Linked DNA regions of Homo sapiens: region 2 is linked to region 1. Evidence: chromatin contacts called from ENCODE Hi-C or POLR2A ChIA-PET data. All regions are on one chromosome and are shown on one strand. Each heading gives the region's core, a stretch centred on a gene start or an enhancer-like site at or near the end of the contact. The rest is flanking DNA. Distances are from core to core; before and after follow the strand shown.

Region 1 (5,313 bases), core at 763-3,262:
CCAACGGGGTAGGAGGCACAGCAGCATCCCCTACCCGCCCCCTCCCACGCCCTCCCACCCCCATCAATCACCAACACAGAAAATCAGTGTGGAGCGCAGTCGGTTTTAGTGGTTTTCTTTAATCCTGCTCTGCACTTCTTTCTCATTTACTACACGGGATATTATAAAGAATAAATAGCAGATACTCTTAATTTACAATGATTAGTCATTCCATTTGTTCTCTATATTTACAATAACTGTAAAATAACATTGAACTCTATAGCTTCTTCGAGGTCCAAGGAAAACCAAAACACTTTCCGAAGAATGGAAAATAGCTTTTAAAAAGTCCTCTACAAAAGTTCCCCCGTCTCTTTGTACTTCAAGAAAAAAATAACTTTTCCCCCCTGCTTCGCCATGCGAAGGGCACTGGAATATAAATAGCAGGTTAACATTATTAGCAACAACCAGAATAAGTCTCTCTTTTCTCTGTTCTTTTTTTTTTCTTTTGCTTACTTTTTTTTAAAAATACAGTAGAAGCCGGTAACTTTTAACGTATAATACTGACCTTTTAATAAGTAAATTAAAACTGGGACCGTATATACACACACATATACATTCCTACACAGTTAAACAGTGCATTACAGGAACCAGAAAGCTAGGTCTCTGTAGCCCAGAAAAAAAAAAAAAAAAAAAAAAAAAAGTTCATTGAAAACCCTCGCTAGAGGGTGGTGGAACTGGTTGGAGGCGGTGCAGGGGGCGTCGGTGGGGATCGATCAAGTGTCCGGGTGCGGGCAGGGGGCCCCCGAGTTCTAGCACGAGCACTTGCACTCGGAAATGATGGGGTACTGGATGGGAATCCAGCCGCAGCGCTGGCCCCCGCGCCGCTGACAGCGCCACCGCAGCACCGTGAGGTGCACGGACTTGGACGGCTTGCACACCATGCCCTCGGGCACGGAGCACGAGCGCTTACTGAAGCAGCTGCCCACCTTCACGTAGCGCGGCCAAAAGCGGCTGCCCAGGTCGTTCCACGCGTACAGCACGGGGCAGAATGTCTGCGACCACAGCCACATCTGTAACTTCCTCCGCAGCTTCTTGCTTAGGCGCTGCTTCTTGCCCTGGGCCAAGCCCTCGGAGAACTCTAGCCCTTTGATCTCGCTCGGCATGGCCCCCGACGGCCGCTGCCGCAGCAGCTGGTCCAGCTCCGCCAGGTCCTCCGCGCCCCCAGCTGCACCCCCGCCCCCGCCGGGCCGGTCCTCGGGGGGCGAGGTGGCCATGAAGCCTGGGTCGTAGTGGCCCCCGAGCAGCGAGCGCAGCAGCGTCTCGTTCAGATCCTTTTCCTTGGGGTCAAAGATAGGGTCTGGGTGTTCGATGAGGTCCACCAGGGGCAGGTTGTCGCTGGGTGCCGGGCGGATGTGGAGATAGTGCTGGCCGCCGGCCGGTGTCGCCCGCAGCCCCAGGACCACCACCAGGGCGTAGAGGGTGACCCCTAGGCTGGGGCAGCGCTCCATGCCTCTGGCGCGCGCCCGGGGCTGCTGCTTCGTCCCGCGTCCCCGGAGGAGAGCACGCCGAGCCCGCGGCGCCGCCGCGCTCCCCCGTCTCTCCGGAGGCGGCTCACCCGAGGCTGGGCAGGCGCAGGGCCGGCAGCATGAGCCGCCGGGAGAGCCCTTCGCGCAGCGCCGGCTCCCACCGGGGCGGAAGAAAGGCACACAAGTTGGCCGCAACTCCTCTCCCGGGTCTACTGGGGAAGGCGGCCGCGGCTGGGCATCCGAAATTACTCCAGGGCGACCGCGGGGCGCGGGAGGCGCCGGCTCCTCGCTGCCTTCCCGGGCCGGCGGCGGCGCAGGGCGCGTGGACGAGCCGCTCTCCCCTCCTCCTCTCGCTGCTCTTCGTCCGGCCGCTCTGTGCAAGCGCCGCTGGCTGAGCTGGTTCTAGGGGCACTTCCCTCCGCCTGCTCCGGGCTCCGCGGCCGGCTCTGCCCGGCGGACTCCAGCGGCGGCGGCGGCGGCGGCGTCCGCGCACGTTGGCACCGGTTTGTCTGTCTCGCAGGGTCCAAGCCTTTAAATTTCCTGCACTTTCAGCTCCATCACCATGGAAACCACTGACTCTCTCGGCGTTGCCCCCTCCCCCTTCTTCCCCCCAAACAACAACCCCACCCCCCACTTCTCCACCCCCGAGGAGCTGGAGCTGCACAGGCTCCGGGGGAAGCCGCCTGTACTCGCCGCGGAGGCGGCGGCGGCGGCTTCGGCAGCGCCCAGGGCTGTGCCCCGCCGGACCCAGATGCCCCGGGAAGCCGACAGTCCGGCTGCCCGCCGGAGCTCACAGGCGGCGGCGGCGGCGGCGGCAGCGGCGGTGGCGGCGGCGGTGGCGCTTGGCAGGTCTCCGCGCAATTTTCTCTCTCCCCCACCACCCACCCCCCTTCTCCTCCTCCTGCAAAATGCACCGCCCCCCTCCTTTCTCCTGGAGCAATGCAACTGGGGCTCTAGGCGCCCCGCCAGGGCCAGTCCTGGGGAAAGCTCGCGGCGGCGCTGGAGCCGGGCTGGAGGGTGCAGAGCCGGTGTTTGGGGAGGGGGGGCGGTGCTTGAGGTGGGGCTGGAGGGTTTCTCACTAGCTGGGTGCTTTGCACTGGGAGGGGAGCAGCGGGGAAGTGCTGGGGGCTCGTTTCTCGGTGCATGCAGTTCGGAGCAAGAAATTTCTCCATGTGCATGGAGCGTTTTCCCCGAGCGCGTCTTCTTCTCTCCCGGGCTCTTGCTCTAAGTCCCCTCCCCCCAACACACATATATACACACACACACACACACACACACACAGCCCCTACCCCACCCCCCTTTGCACCAGGGAGTCCGAGAGCCGCAGCGTTGCGCAGCGTGATGTAATTCTTAGGAAGCACTCCTGTCTGTCTGCCCCTCGGGCCCACGAGGGGGTTCCGCTCCTCACCATCCTCCTCCTCCTTGGCCGGGTCCTGCACCCTGAGTGGCCTAGCCTCAGGGGCGCGACTGGCTCGCCTGCGGCTCCCCTAGCCCGCCCGGCTCCGCGCGGCCGCCGCTCGGCTCCCTGGGGGCGGCGCGCCCTCTGCTGGCCCGCTATGAGCCCTGCACCTGGCGCTGGCGGGGGCGGCCGTGCGAGGTGGGTCGGCCGCTGCCCGCTCTGCCCAGTTCAGCTTCTGCTTCTGTGTCCCTGTCACTTTGTGTGTGTCTGCGTCTGCTGACTGGTCCGTTTTGGTTCTGGCTATTTTCCCGAAGGTCTCCAGGCCCCCAGTGTAAACAAACTTCCTGAGATTCCTTCTCGGTCCCCTCAAATTTCACAAGAATGCGTGCAGCACCTTCTGCCTCAGGTAAATCGGTCTCTGGTCTCAGTGGGTGCGAGTGGGGACCAGAAACTTGAAAGGTGAGCTGACAGCAGAGGCACCTGAGTCTTGCCCGGGGTCCACCCTGATATAACTCGGACAAGTCATTTTTCTCACTTTTCGCATTAGTGACGTAACTATTAATAGATTTCTCTTCCAGCCCTACCTTTCTGTGATTTTAAATAAACCTCCACGATGCTTTCTCTTGTTCAGAAGCAGTTTCTCTTTGATGGGAGATGGGTACTGAAGGGACACCTCCGGTTAATTTCCCCTTGGACGAGGAACTCAATCTCAGCTTTAAAATGCAAACTCAGTTTTCTTTGTGGTGAATGTGATTGGAATCTGGAAAAAGCTGGAGAAGAGAGACTTGGAGTGGATGACTCAAGTATTTGCCAGTCTTCCATGGAGTGGGAGTTAAGAGGTCCCATTGTGACAACCTAAATCGCTTAACTTTCTTTCCCCAAAGATCTGGTTTTTCCTTTCAACCTGCCCCACCCCAACTCCCAAAGTTTATCATCTGTCTAAGGAAGAAAACACTTTGTTGCATACTACAGTCTTTCTGCAAAACCTCTATTAAAAGGGGTGGGCAGTTTCCGCTGAAAGCGTTTCCCTCAATTTTAAAGTCTAGACAACTAGAATTAGACTATCAAGGGACTGCTCAAAAGGAGATCTTGCTTTGATGGATACTGGAGTTAACAACAACCCATTGGTTGTTTGAATTGGGCTGACTTTGAAATAATGTGTGATTAGAACCTGGTACAGGCCGGGCACGGTGGCTCATGCCTGTAATACCAGCACTTTGGGAGGCTGAGGCAGGCGGATCACTTGAGGTCAGGAGTTGGAAACCAGCCTGCCCAACATGCTGAAACCCTGTCTCTACTAAAAATACAAAAAAAAAAAAAAAAAAAAAAAATTAGCTGGGCGTGGTGGCAGGCTCCTGTAATCCCAAGTACTTGGGAGGCCGAGGCACGAGAATCACTTGAACCTGGGAGGCAAAGGTTGCAGTGAGTTGAGATTGCACCACTGTACTCCAGCCTGAATAACAGAGTGAGACTCTGTTCCCACCTCCCCAACTCCTCCCCCTCCAAAAAAAGAACCTAGCACATAGTAGGCTCCTAAGCATACCTCTTTCTTTTTTATGTGCTTTATGGGGATTCAGCACTAGTTTGTTTCCTTATGAAGATTACATGTTCCAGAGCAATTTTGTCACTGATGTGAATTAACTAAGAAAATTATTTAGTGGAGTTCAAGGGCTAAACTCTAGCTCAGCCCTCCTGAGATGGTAGGTTCCAATTAATGACATTATATCATGCTGGTTTCTGTTCTTTTAATCCCCCTCTTCTCTCCTTCAAATCACCTATTTTTGCTTGAAAACCAACCCAGATCCTTTATTTAGTTGGGCTGAGCAGATTTGACTGAACAGCAAAAAAGGTCCCTCAGGAACCAGAAACAAATCATGCTTGAGAACAGATTGGGTGACCTGTTTATGGAGTATCTACTGGGTGAAGACCATCAGGAAAAATACAAAGAAGAAAAAATTCATAGTCAGTCTCCATCCTGCAAGACTTTTGTAGTACAGTTAGGGGAGATATGACAACCACAAGAAGAAATAGTAAAAGGACATCAGAAAAATTTATAAATTCCCATAACAGTGTGGACTAGTTTTTTATAACCTTTTCTTTTTAAAATCCATGTCCCCTTTTGATAGATATAACAATATCATGCTCTTCTTTGAATGTTGTTTAAAGTTTTTAAAATACATTATTATAACCAAAAAGAAGCCCAAGCAATTATGTTAGCTATACTGTTTTCAAACCATATCTACCCCTCTTCAATGTGAAGTTCTGAAATGCCACATTTGGGAAGCTTGCAACTCCTAACTCTGTGCCACACTGGAGTAGCCCATGCGCTTAGGTACTGAGTGAACCTGGGGATGTTGGTATCAGAGACTAGGAAGTACTAAGACCTTAATGGTAGAGCTGAATTTTAGC
Region 2 (5,313 bases), core at 722-3,221, 1.1 Mb before region 1:
ACACACTGGGCCTGCCTGAGGCTCACCCTGCTAGATTCTGGTTTGATGGGTCTGTGATGCAGCCTGGCCACTGCACAGTTTAAAAACTCCCCAGGTGATCCTAACAGGATCAAAGTTCCTATTAGGAACAGCAGCAAAGTTCAAGAGCCACTGAACTGGCCACAATCTCTGGGTTGATTTGCTCATTGACAGCAGCTATTAACAGGTCCACTATTATTCATGAATACCATCCACACAGAATCAAACCCTAAGAGATTTAATCAACCACACCCAAGGATGGAAGTCTGAGGACAGATGTGTAAAATGATACACAGTTCTGGAACCGCTTCTGTCCCTCCCATTGCCTTCATGCATTAAACAATTCATGGCTGTTTTCAAATTCCCACGAAGTTTCCTATCACCTGGAACCTCTTGGCTTTCTCTCCACTCACTTCTCTCAGATCTTTTTTCTTTTTTTTTCCCCTTTTTTGAGAGGGAGTCTTGCTATGTCACCCAGGCTGGAGTGCAGTGGCGCACTCTCAGCTCACTGCAACCTGGGCCTCCCGGGTTCAAGTAATTCTCCTGCCTCAGTCTCCCCAGTAGCTGAGACTACAGGCACACACCGCCACACCTGGCTGATTTTTGTATTTTTAGTAGAGATGGGGTTTCACCATGTTGGCCAGGCTGGTCTCAAACTCCTGGCCTCAAGTGATCAGCCGCCTCGGCCTCCCAAAGTGCTGGGATTACAGGCGTGAGTCACCGTGCCCGGCCTGTTCTCTCAGATCTTAAGGCACTGTCACTGTCCCTGTTCCTATCTCCAAGGAAAAGGGATTTCCAGCTTTGGAAACAGCAGCAAAACAGAGCTGTAGAGCTGAAATGGCTCCCAAGGACCCTTTAGTCTGAATTCCTCGTTTAGTAGAGGTGGAAGCAGGCCTGGAACCAAGTCTTCTGATTCCCTACTCTGCCTTCTATGCTCTTATGCTGCCTCTATTTTTTTTTTTAAGCTGTTAATCATCCTCACTGGAGTAATCAACAAGGCAACCTCTCCCCCTAGGAGGGAGAAGGAATAGAAAGCAAGCCTCTCAGCTGCTTTAACTTCGAAGGCCAGGGCATGGGGAGCCACGGGGACAACCCTGAACACAGTGTAAACCTCCAGCAGATCATTTCCAAGCCTGAACGGAATGTGCCCTTTAAGCCAGATGGGAGGGGAGTCACTGGAGTCTTGGGGGCTACCTCCATTGAAGACTTAACGACTATTTTACACACCTGGAGCTGATCAATCAAAAGCCAGAAAACACAGAAGGACACAGCAAAACTGGACTAGGGGTTTCCTCTGACACCGGTCCATAGTGTCTGCTTTGCTGCTGTGTGTCTGTCTTTTCTCTGAAGGATGGTGACGCTGCCGCCACCTTTCCACCTGAGTCAGTGACGGACCCGGACTCCAGGACATCCTGGATCCTATGTCTGTCACACTGAGCCTCTCCTCTTCTCCCCAAGGTCAGAAGCCCACCCTCTCCAGGATATAGTCAGAAATAACTTCCCGAAAGAGGGGCGAGCGGGGCTGGGGTGCCTTTCCCGGCTACACAAGCCTCTGCCACAGGCACGCAGGCATCAAATGTTTACCACAGACCTGGGCAGACCATTTTATTAATATTAATAAGTAACCAGGAACAAAGGGCCCCTTTATTTTTAGCTTTCTCTAATTGTGTAGTAATTACTCATCTACAAAACAAATGAGGCCCTGCTCGCGGTTGCCATGGTACCGGGTGCCCAGCCTCCCTGCAGGATGATTGGCCAAGAAGCCCGCTGCTCCCGCCTTGGCCCCGCCCCTCCACCCCGCCACTGGCTCAGAGCAAAGCCCCAGCAACTGGGCAGCCAATCCCCTCCCAGCCCTAAGGCCGGGCGGGGCTTCCCAGCGACCTTCCAGAAGCGGTCCTCGCAGCCCACAGGAAAAAATGTTGACTCATCCCTACAGAGGACGTCTGTCTTCCCAGAGAAGCCCGCCCGTGCTCCATCGCCTAGTTTCTTCTGGGCATTGGCTAACTTCCCTCAGCCTTGTTTCAGCTAAAGGTTCCCTTCCAATAATTCTCTTCAGGCTGGCTTCCTCTTACACGACCACGCCTCCTCCCGGCCTCCTTTGTCTGACATTGGTCTGAGTGCATTCAGGGACCAGAAACCTGTCAGCCAAAGCCAGGCAGTGTCTGCAACAGCAGGAGCAGGTGCAAAAAATACTTATACCGCCTCCTGAGGCCACTCGTAAATGATTTGGGGTTATCTCCTCCCCCAAGGATAATGGAGAATTTAGTTAAGAGCAGCTGTGGTTTTTTCTTGAGTGTCTGTTTTAAGGTTGCAGAGCCTGGCTCAGCCATCCCAGGGCTGGTACGATGGAGCGTCCGCTGACAGTGGCTTAGAGGACAGAATGACGACAGGCTTAGGCTCAAATCCTGTCTCTGCCACTTCAGATAAGCTACTATCCTTTCCAAACTACAGTTTTTAAATCTTTAAAATGGGAATGAGAATGACAGTGCTCACTTCATAGGGTTATGAGAATTTAATGGGATAAGGCAGGTGGGCTTGACATGGTACTTGGCTCACTCATAATACATGTGAGCTATTATTATTAACATCTATTATCATTATTGTATTCAAATTGACTAGGATGTGTCTCTAGCATTCTATTGACCACTTACAAGATACCTTCCCCTGGAACCCTCTTAGCCTATACCACGGAGTGGCTGCCATCGTGGTGTTCTCATCCCCTGACAGATCTAATTTCAACAGCCCATCACAGCTGTTCAAAGGCATTATTTGTCTGCTTCCTGTTCTGTAGGATCCCAAGCTGGGAAGGGAGACCTTTTTAAAAAAATTAATATTAATAAGCAACCAGGAACAAAGGGCCCCTTCATTTTCTGTGTTTTCTAATTGCATAGTAATTACTTATCCATATGAAGAATGAGGACTAGGCTGACTTTGCCGCCGGGAGGCCTGATGGTTTGTATTGTTGGGGAAAGCAGGTGCCACCCGCAGACACATGCAAAATATCTTCCAAGGACCCATAATCTCACCTTTCATTCAGGAGAGCTCACCCATGAGGAAGAGGACTGAGGACATGGGCAAAGGAGGGGGTGCCCCAGGTAGGGTGAATCAGGTATGGCTTTCTGGCACTTTGAGCCAAATTTTGACAGAGAGGGCAAAGACAAGGACAGAGGGAAATGGAGTGGCAGAAAGAAAGGGGACAGTGGCCACCTCAAGGGCAAAGGAATGGGAAACAATAGCCCCAAGCAGGGAATAAATAACAACTTGTTGGCAGAAGCAAAGGAAAGTTAAGGGAACTAAGGCAGAGATTTGCCATGGAATGCCCTCCTGTGTCTGCTTTCTCAATGCCTCTCACTCCACACCCCTTGCTCCAGGTCACGAGCCCAGCCCCAGCCCCAGACCCCAGGATTAGGGGTCAGGCTGTTCTTTGTGGAGCTACAGCCAGGCTTATCTTCTTTAGATGGTTCTGTCCTTACTGAGCGCCACTTGCATGAAGAATACGAACCTCCCTCTCCTGTGACTATATCAACATGGCTTTCAAGATCTCCCAGAACCTTGACTGTCTCTATCTCTTCAAGCCCATATTCCCTGCCTAGCAGACAGCTTCCCACTCCAAATTCTCCAGGCCCTGTGTCATGTCTTGCCTCCTCCACTAAGCTTCCTGCCTTCTGGGTACTCTCTGACCTTGTAGGAATCTATCCTTATTAAAGGCTAGCTCTCACATCGGTTGTGTACTTTTGTCCTCCCCAGAGGACTGGAAGTCGGCTAAAGGCAAGGACCATGCCATGGACTTATTCTGCAGCCCACCCCAGCCCCTAGCATGATGTTGAGTCCAGAGTTAATCGTCTTATGGATAAGAGCAAAAGGCCTACTGCTTCTTGAGCAGCTATATACTAACATCTATGGAGTGTTTACAATGTACACGAATTATCTGTAACTTGTCCTCCCACCTCAGTCCTGCGTCTTGAATCCATCCTGGACAATGTTGTCAAAGCTTGTCTAACATACAAATCTGATGTCAGTTCCTAGTTTCAGGCCTCCCATGATCTCACAGGCCCTGCCCATGTAAATCCAGTCTCCTTAGCGTAGTACCAAGGGTCCCCTGCTCTGATTCTGCCCAGCTCTCTGGCTTTACCTACAGTTACTCCCCTGTTGCATTTTATTCTCCAGCCAGAATAAAGCAGGGCCTCCACCTCACTCCATTGTCCCGAGGTCTGGTGGCTTTGCCCATGATGTTCCCCGGCCCCCTGGGGAGCTCCTATTTGTCCTTTAAAAGTGGAAATATTCACTCCCCTGTGAAACATTCCCTGACTTCCCAGACAAAGCTGATCACTTCCTCCTCTGTGCTACTTCTGTTCATTGGATAGGCTTATGTTACCGGGCTTATGGCATCCTATTGTAATTACCCATTAGTTTCCACACTAGGTTGGGAGATCTTCAATGGCGTGGAGACTGCTTAGTATTTATCCATGAACTTCCAGGAACTTCCAGGGCTGTGGTGGGCATCCACTGGTTGTCTCTCTGGCATCATTCTTCCTTTTCCCCTCTTATCAGCATGCAGGTTTTCCTTTGGGAACCCATCCTTACACCACCGTGTAAAGAGCCATTCGGTTTAGAGGGGGTGGATCCCACCCTCAGTGACTGGTTTTGTAACCCCAGCCTTAGCCAAGCAGCACAAAGCTCTGGACTCTTCCTAGCATTCCAGACCATCTGACTCCCCTCTTCTGGACAGGACGGTATGATGCCAGAAACTGCTGCAATCATTTTGCCACCATGAGGAAAACCAATATAAAGACAGTATTGAAATGAGAAGGAGGGCGAAGCTAAGAGAATTGCAGAAAAAGGATCCCTGAACAAGCCAGGCACGAAGCCCACTCTTCTATGGAGCTTCCAGGATGTCAGCCAATAAATCCCCCATAATATTTAATTCCCTGTAACATTAACCTATAGTGTTTAATCAGAGTTGGGAGGTTTCTGATACAGTCAAAAGCACCCTTGAATCAGGCTTAGGACAGTACCTACCACATATAACAATAATTACTATTGTTATATACTTAATAAATATCTGCCACATTCAACTCCATGGCAGATGTCCCGTAGGTCCAGTTCTGAAATCTACATCTGAAAGATCAGACTATGAGGTTTTAGGCCAGAGACTGAGCGCTTGGCCTATATAGAGCTAGAAGCTGAGGCTACTTGGGCTGTCCCTACATGGGCTTTTATTTTATTTTATTATTTTTCCTACATGGTCTTTATTCCTGCTTGTGCCCGGTGTCCTGGGGGGCAGGTGTGTCCCTC

Evidence for each region. Hi-C counts contacts between places; a loop is a spot of excess contacts on that map. ChIA-PET counts read pairs that join two places held with the same protein, here RNA polymerase II (POLR2A).
Region 2: a loop to region 1 is called in a map of endothelial cell of umbilical vein, with 21 times the contacts of the local background. The contact joins the enhancer-like site here to the promoter of NOG in region 1. A Hi-C loop is called at or near these places in 1 of 168 maps with a recorded cell type or tissue (endothelial cell of umbilical vein). POLR2A ChIA-PET finds 5 or more read pairs at or near these places in 1 of 52 experiments (HEK293).

The regions. Positions count from the first base shown.
Region 1 is chr17:56,590,398-56,595,710 of GRCh38, reverse strand. It overlaps NOG (noggin), which reads right to left and starts at 2,012. Exons shown (of 1, transcript NM_005450.6): 1 at 100-2,012. The coding sequence starts at 1,487. The coding sequence ends at 789. RefSeq lists a silencer at 2,950-3,159.
Region 2 is chr17:57,659,674-57,664,986 of GRCh38, reverse strand. All of the region lies in intron 11 of MSI2 (musashi RNA binding protein 2), which reads right to left. Among named protein-coding and RNA genes, the nearest start is that of MSI2-AS1, 54 kb to the right of the region's middle. RefSeq lists an enhancer at 1-554 and a silencer at 1,733-2,025. Within about 2 kb of position 1,971, at least 25 of the 41 ENCODE cell types and tissues checked have a DNase peak (open chromatin) inside an H3K27ac peak, as active enhancers do; they include endothelial cell of umbilical vein, where a contact is called at or near this core.